Regions from separate parts of the Mus musculus genome. Here region 1 is linked to region 2. A link is a loop called in an ENCODE intact Hi-C map of the cell type or tissue named here. Cell type or tissue: left cerebral cortex. All regions are shown on one strand.

The links. A loop is a pair of places that touch in the nucleus more often than their neighbours do. Peaks named below come from ENCODE experiments on the same cell type or tissue, not always from the same donor. Only the 100,000 strongest peaks of a DNase experiment are listed, where the experiment ranks them.
Region 1: it touches region 2 in a loop (2.2-fold over the local background); 2 of 42 quality-filtered maps call a loop at or near these places.

What each region holds. Positions count from the first base shown.
Region 1 is chr13:101,448,154-101,453,153 of GRCm38, reverse strand. No RefSeq gene overlaps it. Among named protein-coding and RNA genes, the nearest start is that of 4922502H24Rik, 53 kb to the right of the region's middle. In left cerebral cortex, no CTCF peak of the experiment used is centred here; DNase peaks (open chromatin) are centred at 1,811 and 2,431; H3K27ac peaks cover 1,874 bases.
Region 2 is chr13:101,231,175-101,236,174 of GRCm38, reverse strand. The region is part of intron 2 of Gm36427 (a long non-coding RNA gene); the gene reads left to right. 5930438M14Rik (RIKEN cDNA 5930438M14 gene) reads right to left here and starts at 4,048. Exons shown (of 4, transcript NR_046158.1): 1 at 3,809-4,048. In left cerebral cortex, a CTCF peak has its summit at 2,618; DNase peaks (open chromatin) are centred at 873, 2,254, 2,551 and 3,191; H3K4me3 peaks cover 514 bases; H3K27ac peaks cover 3,300 bases.

The DNA.
Region 1 (5,000 bases), 220 kb before region 2:
CTGAGTTTGAGACTTGGGAGGCAGAGGCAGGTAGATCTCTGAGTTTGAGGCCAGCCTGGTCTACAGAGTGAGCTCCAGGACAGCCAGGGCTACACAGGGAGACACTGTCTCAAAGGGGCAAAGAAAGAGAAGACGGGGAGGAGGAGGAAGAAAAATGCATGGTGGCATATGCTTATAATCCTGATGATACTCTGGTCTACACACACACGCACACGCAAACACACACACACACACACACACACACACCCCAACAAGCATACACATCAAAAAAGAAAGAGGGAGAAGGAATGGAAAAAAACAAGATCTCCAAATCTACCCCAGAACTATCACACCAGACCTTACATTTTAACAGCATCATCACATGATTTGAATATACATTAAGGCTTGAAAGCTGTGGGTGTGTACATGGCTGAAAAAAATTAAAACAAGAAAACTATGACCTCCTGGAAAGGACTAGAATACTAGGACTACAGAAATCTACATGACACAGAACCCCATACATCTTTGAATAGGTGATCTGATGGCATCCTCAAGTCCTGCCAAAATATAAGCTATGTCTGCATAGGAAACGGCTTTCAGAGCCAACCATGGTGGTTCATAACTGTAATCCCAGCATGTGGGAAACTGAAGGAGGAGAATTAAGGGTTCAAGCCCAGACTCAGGTATATAGCAAATTTGAAGCTAACCTGGGCTACATGAGACCCTGTCTCAAATAAAAAGTTGATAAATAGCCCCCTAAAGTTAGTGGCATTAAATAATAATAGTAAGTTCCTCAGGAGAGAAATCCTGACAGGGCAGGGCTTAGGGGGATGCTTAGCCAGGTCAGCTGGTGAGACAATAGCCTTACAAGCAGAAGCATGTGGGTTTGATCCCTAGAACCTAAATAAAAATGTCAGGTGTGGTGGCACGCTGGAAATCCCAGCTCTGGAGTGGCAGAGACAGGAGGATTTCTGGGACTCGGCAGTCACTCAGTCTACCTTAACTAATGAGCTCTGAGCTAATGAGAAACCCTGTCTTAAAGATGGTAGCCAGTGTTATTGAAAACACCATCCACCTTCCACACAGGGTCACACCACATACACTCATACACATCTGTGCAAACCTACCCCACCCCCACATGAATACAAATATGCACAGAACAAATGATTTAAGACAGGGCATGGGATCTGAAGGTGCCATTGGAAAACTTGCAGGCTGAGGGCTGGAATCAGCTGAAGAATTCAATCTTATCCAAGCCACTGTTCCTGTCATTTGCGGATCTGTTAGCCTTCTCAGCTAGAATGTCAACAATGGCATCTATGTAAGGCCTGGTCTTCCTCAGAGTGTGCTCATGGGGTTCCAAGTATAAGCAGCAATGGGCCAGGGAAAGGGGAAGAAAGAAAGAGACACAGGTGAGAGAGAGAGAGAGAGAGAGAGAGAGAGAGATACCAACATAGGAGACTGAGAGAGGGAGAGAAATAGTGTGTGGGAAGAAAGGAAAGAGAAGATGGGAAGGAGGGAGAAAGAGAAGTCAATACCTTAGGTAAAGAAAGGGAGCCAAATCGACAGCCGCAGTGCATTCTATGACTAGCTTAGGAGGCAGCACAGCTCCCGCCACTCTCTTCTGATTCAGGGGAGCTGAAAGGTTCTACTGAGGCCGAAAAGGAATCTACAGAGACCCAGCCATGTAGCAGAAGCCATGCAGCTGCAAACATCTGTGGACTGCCGCATCCCACAGCACTCTACCACTACCACTATCCACGAAGGAGCTCTCAGTTTGGTGTCTTCCATAGGAAGAACTATAGGTTATTCATGTCCATCTGGGGTAGTATGTTCTTGGGAATTCTTGCACTACATTTTTGTCCCCAAAACAATAGTTTAAAAGCTAGTCTCAGTTTCCATTCTATTTTGTTCTTGGGGATCATTCAATTACAGCCAAGCACTTTAAACAGCTTATTAGAAGTCTATGAGAACAAAGTGGAAATAAGCAGACTTGGTAGAGATAATGAGTCTTTCACTGGTATAAACTTCCCAAATAGCTTGTTTTTATTTTTCCCTGAACGTTGAGATTCATTGCAAAGGGCAAATAAAATGACCACCACAGAATGTGTCCATACACTGCGATTTTGATATCTACTTGATACCTTACGTCTTCAGACTCAAACTCCCTTCTGTGCATTTGCAACCCCACAGTACAACTTTCTTGGCAAGGTAGCTCTCAATCTGCTTGGTTGTTCTTATATTAGAGCAGAACCAAAAAAGAAGGTGGAGGGGATAGAGTCTTCTACATATGACAACATTAAAAAATACTAGTGTTTGTTTCTCATTAAAACGAAGTCGGAAACAAAAGCTCCAGTTGGATTTGGCCTATAGCCATTCATCCTGAACACTGGAGGAAGAGAAGCATAAGGCGAGCCGATATAGACTTGGCACAGGCTTTTAGGGTTCTAATTTTGTACCATATTCTGTGTTCCCTCTCGCCAGAGAGTCACATCCAAGCCTTGTACAGTTAGATGACTGTTCTTGTGATGGTCCTTTCTCCCCAGCCGTCTCCTAACTGCTGGGAACACCTTGCCACTTCCCTCACTTGCCTCTCTGAGAAACATACAACAGCCATTCAGCACAGGAACACATCCCTTCACATGCACACTGGTAGTCCCTCACAGGCAGGCAGCCACACCAAGGATCCAAACACTCAGATACTATGCAACTCCTTAACTGGCTCTTCCTTCCCCTAAAACCCCAGCTTCCCTCATAACTGGGGCAGGAAGGGAGTCTTTCCTCTTATGAGATTTTATACCTGCAGTGCTGTCCATTTTTGAGACACTTCCTAAGCTCACCCAGGAACCCGAATGTCTGCAATTTCAGCTGCACACTACCGTGCCCAGTCGCATCTGCTGATCTGGAAAATGGAACAGCGATTACAACTGACTGAGACATACATAAAAGGAACTTTTTTTTTTGAGACAGAGTTTCTCTGTGTAGATAAGGGGAACTTTTAATTTGTTAAAATTTCTTTCTTTCATGTTTTGTTTTGTTTTCTTTTGTTTTGTTTTGTTTTGTTTTTCAAGACAGGGTTTCTCTGTGTAACCCTGGCTGTCCTAGAACTTGCTACCACCACCTGGCATAAATTATTTCTTAGTTTCACAAAATTCTACAATATAAATATTAAAGATTTTAGTTACATCTTAAACGAAGATATGTTAAGATCCTAGCTTCTACTACATGGGTGTTTTTATAGGTACACTCATCTTAATATCATGTTATAAGCATGGGGCCTGACTGGATATGACTGATGTCATTCTACTAGGAGAGACACAGAGTCATACAGTGAACTCCTACCGGAGCAGAGGCAAAGATGAAGGAAAAGGATCCACAAGTCAAGGAACACCTAGGACTCCTAGCCACCATAAGAAGGTTTGCAGCCCCAGAGAAATGTACCCTAGGGGGCATGTCCTGCTGCCAACATCTAATGTCTGATTTCCAACCTCCATGTCTGAGAATCCATGTTTATCGTTTATGACACGTCATTTGTGGAACTTTGTTATGCCAACACTAACAATGACTAGAGCTGATATTAACGCATTCCCAGTGACTATGAGATGAAACAGAGGGCTGTTGGCAAAGATAAATAAGGGAAAGCAAGCTATCCAGGTTAAATGGTACCCTGATATACAAATGTTGTCCTTTGTCAACCTAGGATCCCTTAGTTTGGATCTAGAAATGACTTAAAGAGTCCATATTTGTCCGCACTTCTACAAGAAATGTAAGGTTCAGACATAATGATAGATGGCTCTAGAATATAAAGACAATTATAATAACATGTTGGGCATAGCTGAGTGTGCTCTATGTATTTCTAGCTGAGTACTAGTCCAAGCTTTGGTGGGTTTCTCGGATTTCCACACATGGCCACTGCTCTCTGGTACTGTGTCTAGAGTACCTCGTACTACCCTTACATTGATGGGAGAAAAATCCAGATTAGGAAGGAAAAGGACTTTAGGGGACACCATGGGGCACAGAAAACTAACTGTGACTAACTTCCATTGATGCACATTAAAAGAAAATTGGTCTTATTTATTACATCAACTATACCTATAAGCCAGGCACTTCATGTATCTATTGATATCTAATTTTAATTGGTATGTTTTCACTGGATACAGTGCTAAATCTCATTTGAAAAATGTATTTAAGATATAAGCATGCACTTTAATAATTAGCCCCATGCCCTTCTTTAGACTCCTTCCCTCCCACCCCCTCCAGCTAGGCTCCTATCTCTTATTTTTTATATCATATGTAAATGCTTAAATGTATGTAAAAAGAGTCCCATGACTTTCAAATGAGGGGAAACATGTGATGCTTGTCCTTCTGCCCTGACTTCTTTCTCTTAACATGATGATCTCCAGTTGCATCCATTGCCCAACAAATAATATAATTTCATTTTTATGTCTGTCTAAAACTCTATTATATATGTATACATAGCATATTTTCTGTACCCATTAACCTATCAGTAGACACCAGGTTGATTCCATAGCTTGGCTCTTAGGACCAGTGCATCCATAAAGAAAGACGTGCTGATGTATTTGTAGAATGCTGTCTTACAATCCTTTGGGTACATACTCAGAAGTTACAGCTGAACCACAGTGTGTGTGTGTGTGTGTGTGTGTGTGTGTGTGTGTGTGTGTGTGTGTGTGTGTCTGTGTGTCTGTGTGTCTGTGTGTGTGTCTTGAGGAGCCTACATACAGATTTTCATAGTGGCTGAAGAAATTTCCATCCCCTGCCCCCACATCTATCAACATTTGTATTTTTGTTTTCTTAATGGTAGCCACTGAAATCAGAGTAAGCTGGAATCTTATTGTGACTTTAATTTGCATTTCCATGGTAGGTAATGGTGTCAAGCAGTTTTTATATGTGTATATGCATTACATCCTTTGAAAACTGTCTACGCATTCATTAGCCTCTCAATGGGTTGGGTTGGGTTGTTTGGGGATTTGCTGTTTGCTGTTTGGTTTCTTTGTATAATT
Region 2 (5,000 bases):
ATGTACCCTCAGTTGATTAGGGACTTGGTCTCTTAGCTCAGGATGACCTCAGACACACTCAACTCCTCCTGTCTCTGCCTCTCAAGTGCAAGGCTTATCAGCACGAGCCACTACATCCGGTAAAATTCTTTAATTTCATTATCTCTTCTGTGTGTTTTCAAAATAGAGAAGACTCATAATAAGCAGCGACACCAGACATCACAGACATTTCAGACTTTAAAAAAATAAATAAATAAAACAAGCAGCATGATCCTTGCTGATGTGTAAATATAATGCGCCAGGCTGCTGACTGTAAAGGAAAAACTGTCCAAACAAACTATCCAACATGGCTTCCCTAGGTGTCTACGGATGCCCCTGCTCTCCTTCCTTTTTACATTAGAGATTTTTTAGGAAATGGCATTATTGAATCTAGGAACGCCTATCTATGAAGGGTTCCAGATTAATAAACCATCCCAGCTGCACCTAGCAGCCTTCTGATACTTGGTCTCTAAAGACACCTTCATTATCTGGACAGATACTAAAGAATGTGGGCCAGGGGCTCAGGGTATAGCTCAGCAGCAGGCCACACGCTTAAGGGTCCTGGGCCCTGGATTCAATACCAATCATAATATGAGGACAAAGAGTTAACAGTCCCCTCCCTAGCTCCTAATAGACAATGTTGCCCACCGTCTTTCTCAAGTGGTCTTTCCTGATAAACTCGAAGCAGCTGGGCTCCCACTCATGATGAGTGCTTCCCTCTTCCTTTCTCTCCCTTTCAATATAAGAGGCAGCCAGCACTTACTGAGCACCAGCTGTACTGCAAGCTCTGGGGCCAGTGATACAAATGCAAAGCCTTTGTTTTAGGCTAACACAAAGAACCCATTGTCCTTAAACACAGAGACCTTCTCCACCCCAATCTGGTGGGTTCAGAGATGTAAGGGAGGGAAGTGGTGCCCAATGGTCAGCTTCTTAGCTCTGGAATCCTAGCTAGTGACTCAAACCCACAAGCTCTGCTCTAAAATGGAGATGACCAACTGCCTCAGACGTTTCTGGTAAGGATTAAAGGAGATGTTCCATGAAAATATTTTAGAGTGACTGTCCACTAGAAAAATCTCGATAAAAAGCTATTACCATGGATAGTATTTGAATAACGAGGGAAATCTGAAATTGACCTCCGGTGGATGTGAGGATAACTATCCTTTTAGCAAGAAAAAATAAAAATACTTGCTGGAACTTCACAGAAAAGTCTAAAAAGCAATATCCACTGCAGCTTACGTGTTCCCAAGAGCAGTTCTTCAACATGGCCAACACGTCATGTTTCTGTTTCATTTTCCTCATTTTCTTACACCAGAACGTTTTCATCTGTGCCCAATGTTTATTTCCTGCTTAAAGGTACAGCGTTCCCTTGACCAAGCCCGGGTCAACTGCCAACACTGTCACAACCCAGAATTGTAAGCTCTGATCCTGAGCTGCATCAAACAGTGAACCAAACCACTCCCTTTTCATTCAATGGTTCTCAACGTTTTCACAAGGGTCACCTAAGACCACATGGATAACAGTAGCAAAGGTACAGTAATGGAGCAGCAATGAAAGTGGCGTTATGGTCACGGCATCTGTGGAACGTGAAGAACAGTATTAAAGCATCGAGGCATTAGGAAGGTTGAGAACGGCTGACGCAGAGGGAGCAGCTGGTATTAAGCCCAGGTGAAGATTAGCACAGAAATCATGAAAGAAAACAAACAAACAAACAAACGGAAATGGGCTCCTCCTGTAAACACTCCGAGCAATTAAAAATTAAATGAAGGAAAAGAAGAGCAGGAGAGATGTGCAGGCGGCATGAGAGCGAGCACGGCGCGCCCCACTGCGCGTCTCAGAGACTTTCATCGATTAGATGAATTATGGCCGTCCTCAAGGTTTCTATTGAAAGACAACCAAGAGGTGGACTCCGGGTGCCTGTTGCCAGGCAGGCTGCACCCTAGGAGGTCAGAATGCATAATTAATCAAGGGAGGCAGCAGGAGACTGCCTATCTGGGAGCCCTGGCCCTGGTGCACAGACTTCCACCAGCAGAGTAAGGTTGCCCTAATGAGCTTTTCAAGGTGATCCTGCCTTTTCTCCGTGTTCCTCACCTCTAGTCCCTTTGGGGCATTTCCAACCTAGTTACTCCAACATTCCAGGAAAGGCACAATCTCCTTCAAACGCCACGCCCTCTTCCCAAACGGTCTCTGCAGACACAAACTGAACATTAGGGATGACATCACCACCTTACTGCAGGTTATAGACCCAGACACTGAATTCCCATGTGGGCCAAGGTGATGGGCCAGCCTTGAGCAGTGTGCTGTCTGGATTGAGAGTGGGCAAAGACTCTTGCTGAAAACATACTTCTGATCTAGGAATTCTATTTTATTTTCTTCTTTTGCCTTTAAAAAATGCAGATAGGCACATGAGACCTAGAATTTATCCGTGCTACACAATTTATGCTAGCTCATTACCTCCTGCTAGACTCCAAGGCTTTGTAACGGAAATTGGCTCTGATCTCCGAGATGGGCATTACATCATAGTCTTCTTTTAGCACATTATGTCATCCCTGCTGAGACGCATTATCTATGGTTGGCTCAGCAGTAGCGATTTTTGTGGGCCGACTGCAGTGTTCCCAAAGAACTGCTGGGAACCACAGATTGAAATCTGAAACATTTATCTTCTAAAAAGCTGAAAAGGGGAAAAGATGTTCATGTTGGACCCCATTTCTTTTCCTTAACCCTCTCCTTTCTTGGCTACTTGTAGATCGCTCTGCTGTGAGCACCGGAGAACAATGTGCAGAGGCTGTGCAGGAGCTAACATTTGGAAATAACTGAAATTAAGGGGGACTGACACCCTGTTTTTCATCTGGGACCAATACTCTGCACTTACCATGATCACATCTCAAGGGATGCTACAAAATGCTCAGAAGAACCACCTGTACTTGCACCCAGCAAATAGAGAACATCATTCTGCCAAAATCTTAGGCTGCTTCAGAAAAGAACACACAAATTGAAGCTACACATGCACACATACACCTGCTTATCTTCCTGACCATGCTGTGGCCACACAGACAAATTCTAGATTTGTATTAGAAAAAAAATGTTTGCCAGGAACTGCACCGATATTATCTCTTGTCACTTCAACCATGAAATTAGAAGCCCATTTTGTACCTTTCCATCCTAGGCAGGATAAGAAGAAACCACTGCACAGAGGGAATAGAAAGACACTTTTAGGATCGAGCAAAGATACTCCCAAGCCCCAGAGAATCCCTATACCTTTCTTGTCACAAAGGCATAATTATGGAATTGTGGTGGGGGAGGGTCTCTAAATACCAGAAGGAAATAGAATACATTCAACCATGACAGAATTACAATTCCTCTCTTATACACCAACTAATGAGATTCACTGGGCAGGGAATACGTGAGGGAGGAGGCTCTCAAAGAGGCTATGAAAGTCCTCTTCTCCACCCACCTGTGCACTTTTCAGACTTTTTAATAATGAATATTTATGCTCTCAATTACTCTCTGTGATACTTAAATGGCAGTGCCATCAAAGCAAACAAACCCAGGATTAATGGGAACGAAAGTAAAGCTAACATTTGTCCTGGTCCAAAAGCCTTGTTTCTTTCTATCTTCAGTAGTACTTTGTCACACTCCACCCTAGGCTACACACACACACACACACACACACGCCACCCTTGGATTACAAAGCAAGAAGTTACATTTCATTCATTTGCTTGGTCCACAATGAGGCCATGTGCACAGTCCAAGCATCCCCACAGGTGTTGGGACTCTGGGATATGAAAACTACCTGGCAGGATTTCAGCAATCAACTGTTCGCATCTTTAGCATCTCTTCTCCCATATTTCATGTCTGTTGCCATTCGTCTTTATCAACTCTGATGGGAAAAGTGGGGATTGATGGAGCGACCCACAGAGCCCTCTGAAGGGGCTTTCAGATCGACAGTAGACTATAAAATGTCATTAAACAGCTAAAAGCCATTTTCAAAAATCCTTTCCTCTTCCCTTCGCCTTTCTTCCTTTGTCCCTTCATCCCCACTTCTTCACTCAAGCTCTTAGAATTTTATGTTCTGACGGCCAAAACTCTTTAAATCGTAATAACTATGTATGCCACTCGGGATAGTGAAAGGAAACTACGTATACTCTGAATAGTTTCAAGTTTTTACTGCAGCCAAAGTAATTGCTATAGCATTTAAAAACCTACTGAAAAGAGCAAGGAGCCTTCACACATTAAGCTGATTTTCATGGAAGTTGTAAAATATTAGATGACTATAATTTCTATCAACAGCAGAATTAGCTGGCCTGACCATTCTCTTTTTGACAAAGTTAGTAGATTCATAAACCCTGGGAAATGCACCTCTGCCCCGGATTTTGGCTGACAGACATGCTGAAGAGGATATTAGGTATCATGTTTGCCTCTTCTGATGACCTGTATATCCCTGTAGGCTGTACCCAGTCCTGCTGAAAAGTCTTCAGGATAACTGAAAATCTTTAATGCACTCTCAAACAAAGCCAATGTGGAATAGAGCCAATGTGCCCCCCACCCCCCAGATCCAGAGCAAGGCAATTAGCCTTACCAACCACAGGAGCAGCAGCACCTGCCACCCTGCTACAGGGACGAGGAAGACAAGACCAACATCCTCATGTCATCTCTGAGAACAGATGTATAATGTGGGAATGAGATGCATGGTGTAAAACTAGCTCTCTTGCTCACTGTCTGCAGATTAAGGTGGATGTCCAGGGTGGTCCAAACAGGCTGAGACCAGATACTAATACTACTGACTTCTGACATTACAGCAAAACCAATGCTTAGGATGAAATGGATATTCTGATGGGAATTCTGGCAGTGTCTTCTGCTTTTTATTTATTTAGTGTGTGTGTGTGTGTTGTTGTTGTTGTTTTGTTTTTGTTTTACTTTGTTTTTGCCCAACTGCTTTGATGCTTAAGATGCTGGCAGAAATAAAACAAACCCAATATGTACCT